Regions from separate parts of the Homo sapiens genome. Here region 1 is linked to region 2. The links are chromatin loops, found by intact Hi-C in ENCODE. Cell type or tissue: IMR-90. All regions are shown on one strand. Each heading gives the region's core, and the rest is flanking DNA. Links, peaks and the distances in the headings are about the cores only. Region 1 overlaps LINC00434 (long intergenic non-protein coding RNA 434). Region 2 has its middle 620 kb from the start of DIAPH3-AS1.

Region 1 (7,549 bases), core at 919-5,918, 830 kb after region 2:
AACTAGTTGTTAAATGTTTACCATCACACCATTGACAACGAGAGTATAAATAGATGTCAATTCCTTTGCCAATACTTGACAAAACAATTACTTATGTTTACATGACTGGCTAGTGAGACATTTTGCCATCAACTAGCTATTTTTATAATGTTGTGAGCCTTGATACTCACAACTGAATTCCCTCATTCTCTCTTTATCACCAGTGAAAATTGTAAATCAGCAGCAATAAAGAATTAAATTGGGTTTCAACAAGAAATAAAAATGATGCCAATCAACTATGTGGGTAGAATTTTATGCTGTTAGAAAATAAGTAAATATATGAAACTCATAAATCTATTGCATGAATATATCAGTCAGAGATGGAGAAAAAGCTATCACAAGGGGAGGGACATAAATTGTGCTTTGTGAAAAGAATGTACTAAAATAAGGAAATGCACTGCATGGGTTCATAATTTGGTAATAATATGAGTTCATTAGTTGCTATATGTTTTCTGGGCAGTAGTTTGTCCCTGATAGAAAGCTTTACTGAAGATCCTGGGATCAGGTCACAGAAGAATGATTTAGTGAACATCTAATGGCTGTTGTCAATGTGCTCACATTCAAAGCCAGGCCCATCCGTAGAGGGGATCCCTTGTGTGGTGCCTTTCTGTTTCGTTTCCTTCACCAGGGAAGTCACAGTATTGCTGCTCCCTGGGAGTCCAGGCCCTGAGCCCCAGAGAATATTCACCTCCACCTATGTCCTGCATCCCCAGTCCTTAGTGTTTGTCTAATTATTAACCTTATTCCTGAATAATTAATCCTAATAACATTTTCATTGGTAAGTAAGGGATATATATATGTGTGCGTGTGTGTGTCTGTGTGTGTGTGTGTATGTGTGTGTGTAAGAGTTCTGCTGTAAAATTTCAGAGGACCAAAAAACTCTGTGATAAAGATAAATAGTATTTAATTTAATATATTTAAAAAATTAAACTTAATGCAAAAAACCCATGATTCATAGAATATCAAAATCTGAAATAAAGACAGGATTAGACTTTAGGATAAGGGTGCTGTTCCCACTAGTGAACCAGGCTTCCAAGTGGAATGCCTTTCTTCCCATTTTCATTTGTCTCCCGCGAGTTTGCTCAATTAGCTCTTTCTTTTCTCTCCTAAATTTTCAGCTTCTAGCTCTGTATAGGCATTCATTTCCCAAAGCCTACAAACTTGCTAAAGTTCCAACCACCTTTGAAACAAAAACAAAAGGAAGAACTGCCTCATTTCAATTCCTTTGATTTTTCTCCTGCTAACATCCCACACATTTTCCTTTATACCAAAGTTCCTTGAAAAAGTAACCTGTGCTCAGTGTCTTTATGTTTTTACCTCCCGTTTGGCATTTCTTCAATGCACAATGTTCATTATTCCTGTCTTTTGTGTGGGGGAGGTATACAGGGTCTTGCTCTGTCACCTAGGCTGGGGTGTGGTGGCACGATCTCGGCCCACTGCAACCTCCGCCTCCTGAGTTCAAGCAATTCTCTTGCCTCAGCCTCCTGAGTAACTGGGATTACAGGCATACGACACCATGCCCAGCTAATTTTTGTATTTTTTATTAGAGATGGGTTTCACCATGTTGGCCAGGCTGGTCTTGAATTCCTGGCCTCTAGTGATCCGCCCACCGTGGCCTCCCAAAGTGCAGAGATTGCAGGCATGAACCACCGCACCTGGCCACTCCAGTCTTTTTGAGAAATCTCTTCTTTTTGACTTCTATGATATCACTTTTTATTATTCCTTCTTCTACCTCCAAACATTCCTTCTCAGTCTTACTTGGAATCTCATTTATTTCTGCCCTCTCTTAAAACGTTGGCAATCGTCAGGTGCTAGCATCATCCTCTGCTTCCCTCACCCCTCCTTCAACGACCACACCAACTCCCATGAGAGAACTATCAAAAACAAGCACACAACACTTATTTCCAGCTCTGAAGTCTCTCCTGGATACAGATTTTTATATAGGCAGCCTACTAGACAGCCCCTCTTGGCCACTCATAGACACCTCAACCTCAACATATCTTAACACACTCATTACGTAGCTCATTCACCACCGCTCTGGCTGGCTTTACCTCTACTATTTATCTCGTTGAATGGCACCAGGAATTCAACAAGGAAGCATGAAGCCACTCTAGAGTATTCCTTTTCCTCAAAGGCTAGAGACCTGAGTACTCCTAAAGACACCACCTCCAGCATCCGTGGAGCTGCCAACAGAAGCCCTCAGAATTTCACTTACGGTTTGCACACAGGACTTGTGGGACAACCTGTGATCCTGGAATGACATCCCACATTATCACAGTGTATTCCTCTTCTCTGCCCTCACCTTCTGCTTCTCTTATTCCTGCTTCCTCTGTGCCAGAAATGCTAGCCTTCCTGCTTCTCCCTGGACCTTTCTTCCTCCAGATACACAGCTCCCCACCTTCCTTTGCTCATCTGTCTACTGATAGAAATATCTGTCATTGAGCCCTTTCCTAACCACCCCACATAAAATTAGTAACCTACTCCCCTACTGTTCTCTTATCTTCCTATCCAGCTTCATTTTCCTTCTTAGCACTTATACACACCTGACTTATTTTGTTTGTTCATTTTTCTTGTCTATTAAAATGTGCATCCCCTGAAACCAGGGTCTAGCTTACTAACTATATTTTCATCCCCTAGAACAGTGTTCAATCTTTAGTAGAGACAAAACATACATTTGTTAAATGACTGTATGATTAATTCCTGTCATACCTACTCCTTCAACATTTATCGTCTCAGTTTCCTTGGATATTCCTCACATATTCAACAAATATTCACTGAGCTCTTCATACAAGACCTGCAGAGTGCTGGCTGCTGCCATTGTCGCTGCTGCAGGACTCATTGTCTCCAGCCTGGACTCTTGGAATTGTCTCATAACTGGTTTCCTTGCTTACAGTCAGTTCTCCTTTTTACCTGTTCTTCATGCTGTTGCTAGGTTGTCTTTCCAACTTAGCTCACATTGATAGCTTCTCTGTGAAGCCTTTCTCAATAATTTCAGTAGAATGTCTTGACCTTCCTTGTGCCTCAATGTGCCTTGTACAGATGGCTGTCATAGCACATACACTATGGCACTTTGCTGAACATATTTATACATCTGTCACGTATTATTTGACTATAAACTCACTGAGGACAGATGTTACAGTCTTTTATTTGCCCTGAGTTTTATTTATCCTCACTATTTAACACAATACCAGGGCTAACATGAATGCTTGATAAATATTTGTTGAATAAGTAACATCATAGTGTTATCAACAAATTAACTGTCTTTATGCCAGAGAGTCTAAAGCACTTACACACAAATCATAGTATGTTTTTCCAACTTAAAAAAAAATGATTTGAACATACATCTTTGTATGATAGGTAAAAAGCAGGTATTATTATCTCCCTCTAACAGAAGGAGGATTGGATTTGTATCTGCTTCCTAAGATTACTTTGCACCCATAACTGGATTGATAGCATCAAGTCTAGTGTGCAGATTATTAAATTGGATGCTGAGGGATTAGCAAAGAAAAGTAGAAACATTCTCTGCCTTCAAGGATCATATTACCTGAAGGGGAAGACAATACCCATAGAAAATAGGTAGGAAAATAGGTCCATTGAAGCTCTTCTAAACAATCCTAAAAATGGACCACTCAAATATTGAGAGAAAGGAAAAATGCTGAAATTACCTCTGTAACCAAACTGGAACTTCTTTTGGAGATCAGCATCTGTATTTAGATGACAGCTGCTCTACCCAGAGGGCTGTACACAGGGAGACAAGTCACCTCTTCCAAGCCTGCAGTGCTCCCTAACGGCCAGCTGTCCGGAGCATGCAGCAGAATGGCAGCATCCTGACAGTTTAATTCTGAGCATCACGTCTGCAATTTACCTGGAGGGAAGAAGCTGAAGGCAGAATGCATAGGGAAATGATGATGAATTCCTAATGACTATTCTAGGTTAAATACTACTGACAAGTCAATGGGTAGAAGGTTTCATTTTGAAGGAGGCTGCTAAAAAGTGATTAACACCATATTTCTAAAACTAAATCAAAACTCTACCAGGGATTCAGCTTCAAAATTGTGATAGTCTGGTTTTCCAGGAAAATGACTGTGTACTAAGAGAACAAGGCAGGGAAGTCAATTAACATTTCTAGGCACTTTTTATGTGTTTTAAATAGTTCTTTCAAACCCTCTCCCAAATGAATCCTCACAACAATATTGCAAGATAAACATTACTAATTCCGTTATTATAGATGAGGATATTGTAGAAAATAAAGGTCCACATGAAAACAGTATGTCTTTCTATCAATGTGGACTCATGAATACTTATTGTAATCAGTAGGTTATAATCTATTAGTCTCATTTATTTTGTTGCCTTTCCCAGCTTTGACCATGGGGAGTTCCCTCAAGTGGACTCTGGTGTCCTTTTCACATGACTCATCAATTTTTTATCATTTCCTTACTTTCTGGCATCACAAGATATTTCAGGCTCCCCTTGTATTTTTTTTTCCTCAACTCTGGAATCAGCCAAGGAGCACTGGTTCCTTTTATTAGAGAATGGTTTTAAAATGAAAATGAGATCTGAGTGCTGGTGGGGCTCATTTGCCAAGGTGATGTTGTTTCTAGGTGCTCACAGAGAAAACAGATGAGAAATATATACATGTATACACATACATAAGTTCCACATACATCCATCTACATCTTTTTCTATCTCTAGCTATCTCAAATATATCAAAAACACAAGTTCACATTGATACCTCAGATTCCAAACCACCACCTCAGTGTTCATTCAAGCCTGTCCCATCTCTGTCTCCAATAGTGAGGAACCAGACTCTCATTACCCCCAATATATTTATTTGAGCAGTCCTAGAACATACACAAAGTAGTTACTGAATTGCTAACTCATACTCCAGTGAAAAACAAATTCAGTAACTAACAATATTTGTGAACAGTTTTTTTTTGTCTTTAGCCTTACAAAATATAGTCAAAACATTGTTTTTCAAATTTGTTACTGTATTTCATTTTCGATGTTCTCTACTTCCTAATTCATTTTGACTATTTATTCAGTATGACTAATGTGATCATGATACCAAAAGTCAAAGCATATGTGTGTGTGTGTGTACATATGTATCTATATATATACATATACATACATATATATACACACATATACATATACATATATATATATACATATACATATATATCTAAAGGTATAATCAGAGAAATGTCACCTCCCTTTAGCCCTTCTCCTTTGTTCCTGCTCTCCCATTCTTTCTATTGAGTCCCTACCCATCTCCTTTGGGTAACCAATCTCATTAGTTCAAGTTTATTCTTATTATGTTTCTATTTGCACAAATAAGAAGATACATGTATATTTTCTTTTCCCTTTTTTCTTTTTTTTCTTTTCGTTCTTTCTTCTTCCTTTTTTTTTTTTTTTTTTTAGAGATTCTCACTCTTTTTCCCAGGCTGGAGTACAGTGGCATGATCACGACTCACTGCAGCCTCGACCTCCTAGACTCAGGTGATCCTCCCACCTCAACTTCCTGAGTAGCTGGGACCATAGGCTCATGCCATCACACCCTGGTAATTTTTGTATTTTTTGTAGAGACAGGGTTTCACCATGTTGCCAGGCTAGTCTCGAACTCCCAGGCTCAAGAAATACACCCACCTCAGCTTCCCAAAGTGCTGGGGTTACAGGCATGAGCCACCACACCTGGCCTTATGTGTGTACTTTTTAATACTATGTTATACACATTAGGATGTACATAACATCCTAGGATTACATTTGGCTTTTTCACTTAAAAGTATATCCTGGGGCTGGGCGCGGTGGCTCATGCCTGTAATCCCAGCACTTTGGGAGGCCAAGGTGGGCGGATCACTTGAGGTCAGGAGTTCAAGACCAGCCTGACCAACATGGAGAAACCCCGTCTCTACTAAAAATACAAAATTAGCCGGCATGGTGGCACATGCCTGTAATCCCAGCTACTCAGGAGGCTGAGGCAGGAGAATCACGTGAACCTGGGAGGCAGAGGTTGCGGTGAGCCGAGATTGCACCATTGTACTCCAGCCTGGGCAACAAAAGCGAAACTCTGTCTCAAAAAAACCCAAAAAACAAAAAACATATATCCTGGAAATTAATCCGTATCACTAGTTTCTGGCTGAACGTTCCTGGTCTTTTAGGTAACAAGCTTCTGCTTTGTTCCCCAGTTCTGACAGGAGTTCAATTGTCCAGAGAGCCTTTCTCCTCCTCAAGATCCCAAATTTGGCTGATGAAATCTTTGTCTCCCTTTTATTTTTGTTCTTTGAGGGGACCTTTAGTCTATGTCTCTCTTGGGATTTAGATAACACCATCCCTGGGGCATGGCCGAATCCGGTTTCATCTTTGAACCCTGTCACTTAAGGGGTTCAGTGCTGCTTCAGAGACCAGGTGGCTAGGGGAACGTGTGTAAAAATGGAATAAAATGCACCTGATAAAGGTATGGACTTAGAAACAATGTGGAAACATGAGGGCATCCATCTGGGACTGGCTTTACCTTATCCTACCCTCCTCCCTCCCCATCACACTGTCTGTTGCTTCTTTGAACCATCTCTACTTCTTTTCCTTTTCAAAGCAACTCTAATGTTTATTTCATCTACTCTCCTCTGTGTGCCGGTAGAAAGGGGATTATTTCTTTTCTCCAAGGTTTCCCCTGTTGAATGAGGTCCCTTGATAACAAACTTTCCAAATCAGTTGTTTCCTAAACATATTTTCAAACATTCAACTAGCTTTGGTCTTTGCTAGATCCTCTTTTGGGAGTGCCTTTCTACTCCTCTACCTGGAGAACTCTGGCTCAGCAGATAAATATATCATTATCTTTGTCACATGGTCCCAGTCTCCCTTTTCCTGGAAACCCTGTGGAATGAGTTCATCCCTCCTCTATGCTCCTACAGCTCCCTGTGTACTTCTTATTACAGCATTTTCCACATTATGTCATTATATAGTAATTAGATGTTTGCAGATCTGTCTCCCCCCACTAGACCATGACTGCTTGAGGCCTGGGATAATTATGTTTCATTCTTCTTTGTGTCTCCAGTGCCTTGCAGTATCTGCCACATAGTGGGTGCTGAGTAATGTTTAAATGATTTCATTAACTATACTTTGTCACACATGCACAGTCATTTAGCACAGATACAGAAAGAGAGCAACTCTAAAGAGATTTCACGCATTCTGCTAATAAGGAGGAAACTAAAGCACTATGGTTAAGTCAGAAGTTTCTGTTTTTTAGCTGCTGATGAGATCTTGCCCCAGCCTTAGAGGCACTGAATAAAATGGTCAGATTTTCCACATGCTCAATCCAGGCCAGTAGGAGAAGTTTCACTCTTGCCCGGACCAAAAAGTCTTAGAATTACAATGATGGATGGGCTTATGGAATGGCTCTTCCTCTTCTAGGAGCAAATGTCTATAATAATTTAGGTCCCATTGGGTTGTGTCTCAACCATGCAACTGGATTTATTAATTTGACCTTTTAATTACTAACAATCTGCTGACCTGA
Region 2 (7,549 bases), core at 1,358-6,357:
CATGAACATGGGATGTGTTTCCATTTGCTTGTGTCATCTATGATTTCTTTCAGCAGTGTTTTGTAGTTTTTCTTGTAGAGGTCTTTCACATCCTTGGTTAGGTATATTTCTTACTATTTTATTTTCTTTGCAGCTACTGTGAAAGGAGTTGAGTGCTTGATTTGATTCTCAGCTTGATGACTGTTGGTGTATAGCAGAGCTAATGATTTGTGTACATTAATTTTGTATCCTGAAACTTTGCTGAATTGATTTATGAGTTCTTGGAGCTTTTTGATGATGGATCTTTCTTTTCTTGGTTAATCTCACTAATGGTCTATCAGTTTTATATATCTTTTCAAAGAACCAGCTTCTCATTTCATTTGTCTTTTGTACTTTGTTTGTTTCCATTTACTTTTGTTGTGTTCTGATCTTTATTATTATTTTTCTTCTTTGGTTTGGGTTTGGATTGTTCTTGTTTCTCCATTTCTGTGAGGTATGACCTTAGATTGTCTAATGTTCTTTCAGACTTTTTGATGTAGGTATTTAATGCTATGAACTTTCCTCTTAGCACTGCTTTTGCTCTATCTCAGAGGTTTCCATAGGTTGTGTCACTATTATTGCTCAGTTCAAAGAATTTTAAAATTTCCGTCTTGATTTCCTCGTTGACACATTGATTATTCAGGAGCAGGTTACTTAATTTCCACGTATTTGCATCGTTTTGATTCCTTTTGGAGTTGATTTCCAATTTTATTCCACTGTGCTCTGAGAGAGTACTTAATAGAGTTTAATTTTCTTAAATTTACTGAGACTTGTTTTGTGGCCTATCATATGGTCTATCTTGGAGAATGTTCCATGTACTGGAATATATATTCTGTAATTGTTGGGTAGAATGTTCTGTAAATATCTGTTAAGTTCATTTGTTGTAGGGTATAGTTTAAGTCCACTGTTTCTTAGTTGACTTTGTCTTGATGATCTGTCTAGTGTTGTCAATGGACTATTAAAGTCACCCACTATTATTGTGTTACCATTTATAGCATGGCTCTTAAGATCCTTTCCTTTGTCTTGACTTTAGATAACCTGATGACTATGTGCATAGGCAATGATCTTTTTGCAATGAATTTTCCAGGTGTTCTTTGAGCTTCTTATATTTGGACATCTAGATCTCTAGCAAGGCTGGGGAAGTTTTCCTCTATTATTCCCTCAAATATGTTTTCTGAACTTTTAGATGTCTCTTCTTCCTCAGGAGCACCAATTATTCTTGGGTTTGGACATTTAACATAGTCCCAAACTTCTTGGAGGCTTTATTTTTTTAAATTCATCTTTATTTGTCTAATGAATTGGATTAATTTAAAAGCCTTGTCTTTGAGCTCTGAAGTTCTTTCTTCTTGTTGTTTGATTCTATTGTTGAGACTTTCCAGTGCATTTTGCATTTCTCTAAGTGTGTCCTTGATTTCCAGAAGTTGTGATTGTTTTTTATTCATGCCACCTAGTTCACTAAAGAATTTCCCATCTATATCCTGTATCATGTTTTTTATTTCCTTAAGTTAGACTTCACTTTTCTCTAGTGCCCCCTTGATTAGCATAATAATCAACCTTCTGAATTCTTTTTTTTTTGGCAATTCAGTTATTTTACCTTGGTTTTGATCCATTGCTGGTGGGCTAGTATGATTTTTGGGGGGTGTTGAGGAATCCTGTTTTGTCATATTAATAGATTTGTTTTTCTGCTTTCTTCTTATTTGGGTAGACTATGTCAGAGGGAAGACCTGAGATTCAAGAGCTGCTGTTCAGATTCTTTTGTCCCATGGGAGTGATCCCTTGATGTGGTGTTCTCACCCTTCCCCTAGGAATGGGGTTTCCTAAGAACCAAACTGTAGTGCTTGTTTTGCTCTTCTGGTTCTAGCCACTCAGCAGAGCTAACAGGCTCCAGGCTAGTACTGGGGAGTGTCTGCAAGGAGTCCTGTGATGTGAATCGTCTTCAGGTCTTGCAGCCATGGATATCAGCACTTGATCCAGTGAAGGTAGCAGGGAAGTGGAGTGGACTCTGTGAGGGTCCTTGGCTGTGTTTTTGTTTAGTGTGCTGGTTTTGTGTTGGTTGACCTCCAGCCAGGAGGTAGCACTTTCAAGATCACATCAGCTGTGGTCCCATAGGAAGGATGCAAACTTGCCCTAAGGACACCTGGTTAAGTATTCAGGCTTCTCAGGCGGTGGGCAGGGTCATAGAGCACCCAAGAGATTATGACCTTTGTCTTCAGCTACCAAGGTGGGTACAGAAAGACCATCAGGTCGGGGCAGGTTTAGCCATGTCTGAGCTCAGTCTCTCCTCGGGCAAGGCTTGCTGCGGCTGCTATGGGTGATGGAGGTGTGGTTCTCAGGCCAATGGAGTTATATTCTCAGGGCTATTATGGCTGCCTCTTCTGAGTCATACAGGTCACCAGAGAAAGCCAGCAGTCACAGGCCTCACCTCCTCCCCACGCAGCCCAAAAGCCTAAAGGCCAGTCTCACTCCCACTGTGCCCCCACAACAGCACCGAGTCTACTTCCTGGCAGCAGGTGACCATGTCTGAGAACTTGCTCCAGACCACCAGCCTTCTTGCTGAGAAAGCAAGCAGACTCACAGTTTTTCAGCATCTCAGGGAGTCTGAAGCAGTGATCTAGTTCCCTCAAAGGGTCTTTGGATTCTCTCTGCTTTACTGGTATGTTCCTATGGTAGTTATTGGAGCAAAAGTTCATGACGTGAGTCTCTACATGCTGCTCTGTCCATCCGAGCAGGAGCTACAAGCTAGTCCTGCCTCCTATCTGCCACCTTAACCTGTATCCAGCACTGGTATATTTATTACACAATATTTGTGGAGCATGCACAGGGTTGCTACAAAGTCCTCACATGTAATTGTAGATGTTTTTTGTATGGGCACTTCTATTCTCAACGCAAGTTTTAATTTTCCCCATGTTCTTCTATACGTACTCTCCCATGCTGATAGTTGAAATTTACTAAAGCAATCCCTGATAGTGATTTTTAAGCAATTTGATGAAGCTGAAAATCATGAGTCAAACCCAAGTAACACTTTTGTTCCTAGGCCATAGAATCAGAAAAACTTGGGTTTCAATCATGATCTATCAACCATACTAGATATTCTTCTGCCTGACTCCTGTTTCCACATCTGCAAAATGGGTAGAATAATATCTACCTACCATTTTAGTACTGTTGTGAAGATTAAATAAGATGGGCCGTAACTTTGTCTAGCTCATAGAAAGAACTCATGAAATAATGCTGTTGATAGCATTATTATTATTTATCACTAGCTTCTAGATTTTCTCAAGATATAAGTCTTCCTTTGGGAAGAGGCTCTGACCTCATTGTTTGTCTCAATTATGTTCTGTCCCAGAATGTCCATGACTGAGTGTCTTCTCGTCACTTCACTCTAGTCATGACACTCATCCTACCAACTAGTGAATATGCATGTCTGCCCCGTTATTAGACTATTGTCTCAGCATCAAACTCATTTTTCTATATTCCCTTTGGTAATGCTAGGGCTGAGACTCTTATTTTTCTTTTGCCAGAGGTTCTGTTAGGCATTGTCACTAGAGGGCACCAGAGGGAGACAGCTAGGCTAAAGGCAGGGACCACAAACACTTCCTGTTTGTGTCTTGCTCCTGTCTTGGTTTTCTGTTCTTATTTTAGTTTCCTGTTCCTATGTCACTCTAGCAACCCTTACACTGGTTTGTTCCAGTAGAATAGCTGATTCCAGTTTGCAATTTTTCCAACGCTTAAAGACCAGCCTCATCTCACCTCTCTGGTTCACCAGCTCTGCAGAGCCTCTCTTCCAAGTCACTAAGTGTTAATAATTTCAACTTCTTCCCTCATCCTCCAGGCCTAGGGTTATACTTAGTGTTCTCTTTTTGCCTTTTCATTTCTTTAATTCCTAGTTAAAAATCTTTATTTTAAACTCCTTCTATTAAAATAACAGGTGTGTATTTTATGTCCTGGCTGTACTCTGACGGACACAGATGAGCTGTATATCCTCCTTAGACTCTTCTTTAGACTCTATGCCAAGATCCCCTGGGGATAATCTTATATCCTAAGCTAAGTCAGTTCTTCACCATCCCATTATATATAGGCATTTCTCAAATATTTTCAGCCTCTGTGATTGTTAAGGCTAACTTAGCTCTCTAAGAAACTCTTGTCCCCACATCTAGCCACCACATTCATGTCTGCTGGCCCCTTAGAGAACAGACAGGTTTGCTCTACCTGATTGCCTCCAGTCATTTCCCTTTAAATCTTACCTCCCAGTGAGATCACCTATAAAAGGCTCCTGACTCAAGTTAGGAACATAGCCAATTGTTGAAACTGTTGAAGGTAGTAGAGAAAGGTAGACAAACCTGTGCTTCTCATGCCTATATCACTTATTTTACTTCTCTTCCATTTATCCCATCTCCAGGCCACTATAAAGAATCCATCAGTATTTTTCTCAAACATCATTTTCATCTTAGTTCTCCCTTCCTCAAGAATGTACAATGATTCCCTATTGCCCATCAGATCAAGTCTAACCACTGACAGACCCTGGGTATCATTAGGATGGCTTCAATCAATTAAACTGACAACATTCTATAGTCTTAGACTGATTTTTCCATTTTGTACTTCTTGCTTTAGTAACAAATTCAAATTCTTCCAGCTTTCTCTGTGTGTGTGTGTGTGTGTGTGTGTGTGCATCTGTGTGTAGAAGGAACTAGTGGAACTAGTAACAGCCTATAGGAATAGACCTACTAGGAGGATAAGATGCCTGGGAAGCTGGTCTACAGTTTAGCCAGGCTCACAGCTAACATGCAGGAGTACAGTACACTAGGGATAGGTGAATAGGGAGCCAGAGACTCCATAAAACTTGGCAAAAACCAAGAAGGAATCCCTTTAGAAATGAAAAAGCTTCTTGGGCAGGCTTGAAGCACTTCTTATCCCAGTTACATGCTGCCAGGGTCCACCAGGCATCCTCAGGGGGATCTGAAGTCCAGGAAATCATCATTCTTCAACCCTGAGGGTTGCTGTACCTCCACAATAAGAGGCCATCTGTGTACAATAAATACTATCTTTTACCTGCATTAAAGCTACTTGTGTACTTTGTCTATTTCCATCAGCCAAATATTATCACCCTTTGACAGCCACAAGTATCTGCCAGGTAAATTTCCACAGAAGGACTTCTTTAAAAATGTTTATTGTATAAAGAACTATCAACTAATCAATGATTATCTTTCATAATTAAACAGCTATCATCTTTAGTTGATTCTATGGTCGTTCCTCTGATTTTATTATATGTTGCCTACAAGGAAAATGGTCTGTGCCTAATTTATACGATTTGAAAAGATAGTTCATGCTGTGTGATTTTGTATGATTTATATGATTTATATGATTTTATAAGATATATGATTTTATATGATTCTATATGATTTATATGATTCTAAATAGCCGGGTGAAAATAGAAAATTGAGCCAAATGTCTGCAGTTTTTGTCTACATGGTATCAAACACCTAGATATTTAAAAATACCTGGATCATTGACATACCTTATAGATCAGCCTAAGAAGAAAAGTTAAAATGTGTAAAGCATATGTTTTTAGTGTTCTTACTGAATTTTTACTTGGCTAATAATGATTTTGCTTAAATGTTAAATTTTATGTTTGAGTTTTTTCCTTATAAAGATGACTTAGTACTAAATTATCCTTATTTTGATGTGCCTGTCATGACTTTTAAATATATTTACTGTCATTCATTTCATTTCAATGTTTCTTCTAAGTTACACTCTTGCCATTTACTCTATTTTAGCTCTATCATGATTAGGATATGGCATGATGCCATTTTTTTTTCATTCTTTCTTCAGGATTTATGCCAATATAGCTAGATTTCTCACTTAATGGTAAACTTCTCTGATTTCAGGAATCTAAAAAAAATACTGAGGGCAAAATGAGAGACATAATCAAAAGAAAGCTTATGTTACCTGATGTCACACACACAAAAAATGAAAATTTGATGAACCGGGTGTGGGGAAATTGTACTCTCTATTTGAATTCATCAGTGGCATACATTCTGAGCTTCACATGTGGCACATAGCAAGATATTTTAAAATTCTTCTTTCCATGAAATGAAATATGTTTACTATGCATATAGTACTGGAACAAGTACTGTATCCTTACTAGAATGTGAAGAATATACTTGGCTTGATAAATCATCTGGGGGCAATAAGCATGAGTAGCAAGGTACTTATTTTTGTGTAAATGTCCTTTAACTCACACCACTGGCCAAACCTTACATTCAGCCTCTTATTATACCCTGCCTTAAAAAAAAAACTTGTCTTAGTCAGTTCAGCTGCTATACATATTAAAAAACAATATCATAGACTGAGCAGCTTAAACAACAGAAATTTATTTCTCACAGTTTTGGAGTCTGGGAATTCCAAGATCAAGGTGCTGTCATTTCCGGTGCCTGGTGAGGGCTTGTTTCCTGGTTTGGAGATGGCTGTCTTCTCATTTTACACAACAGAGAGTAAAGAGAGAAAGCAAGCTCCCTTAGGTCTCTTATGCGCTAATTCCTTCCTGAGATCTTCATCCTCATAACCTAATTACCTCTCAAAGGCCCCATCTCCAAGTACCATTTTGCTGAAGATTAAAGTTCTAACATGAATTTTAGGTGAGGACAGAAACATTCAATCCATAGCATAACTCTTACTTAAATGAGTATATACAATCAATAGCAGTTATTTCTATTCCTGTCTCCTTAGAACTTATCATACCTCATAGAACTGAATTTAAATACATTTCCTGATGACTAAATTGCAACACATTCCAGAAATCCATCAAAACTTGCCTCCCCCAAGCATGCTCAGATGCACTTAGAATAAAGTCCAAACTGTTTTTTTGTTCTGAGACGGGAGTCTCACTGTTGTTGCCCAGGCTGGAGTGCAATGGCGCGATCTCTGCTCACTGCAACCTCTGCCTCCCAGGTTCAAGCAATTCTCCTGCCTCAGCCTCCTGAGTAGCTGGGATTACAGGCACCCACCACCATGCCCGGCAATTTTTTGTAATTTTAGTAGAGATGGGGTTTCACTATGCTAGCCAGGCTGGTCTCAAACTCCTACCTCGGGATTCGCCCGCCTCGGCCTCCCAAAGTGCTGGGATTACAGGTGTGAGACACCGCACCTGGCCCAAATTCTTTTACCTTAAACAAAGGCCCCGCCTGATCTGTGCCTTTGACCTCCTCTTTATCTATTCCAACTTTACCTATTCCAGCTTTACCAGACTTTATGTAACGTATTTTTCCAGCCTCATTTTCCCTTCAGGACTTGGCATTTGCTGTTTTCTTTGCCTAGAAGTTTCTTGCCCCCAGGTCTTTGGCCAACTCATTGTTCATATCTTACCTCAAAGGCCACCTTCTCAGAGAGGTCTTCCCTAAACATCCTAACTCCTCTCTATTCTACTGTGCTGGACCATAGCATTTATCTGTATCTGAAATGTTTATTTACTTCTTGTCTCTGTCATGGGAAAAGCTGACCCCCTAAGTCTGGTCCTAAGAGCCTCTCCAGGTTCCTG

The links. A loop is a pair of places that touch in the nucleus more often than their neighbours do. Peaks named below come from ENCODE experiments on the same cell type or tissue, not always from the same donor. Only the 100,000 strongest peaks of a DNase experiment are listed, where the experiment ranks them.
Region 1: it touches region 2 in a loop (8-fold over the local background); 3 of 110 quality-filtered maps call a loop at or near these places.

The regions. Positions count from the first base shown.
Region 1 is chr13:60,222,901-60,230,449 of GRCh38, forward strand. LINC00434 (long intergenic non-protein coding RNA 434) reads right to left here. Exons shown (of 3, transcript NR_047022.1): 2 at 3,705-3,918. Among named protein-coding and RNA genes, the nearest start is that of LINC00434, 41 kb to the right of the region's middle. In IMR-90, for the core only: a CTCF peak has its summit at 3,821; no DNase peak of the experiment used is centred there; H3K27me3 peaks cover 338 bases.
Region 2 is chr13:59,388,252-59,395,800 of GRCh38, forward strand. No RefSeq gene overlaps it. Among named protein-coding and RNA genes, the nearest start is that of DIAPH3-AS1, 620 kb to the right of the region's middle. RefSeq lists an enhancer at 3,561-3,670. In IMR-90, for the core only: a CTCF peak has its summit at 3,559 (motif pointing right); a DNase peak (open chromatin) is centred at 3,590.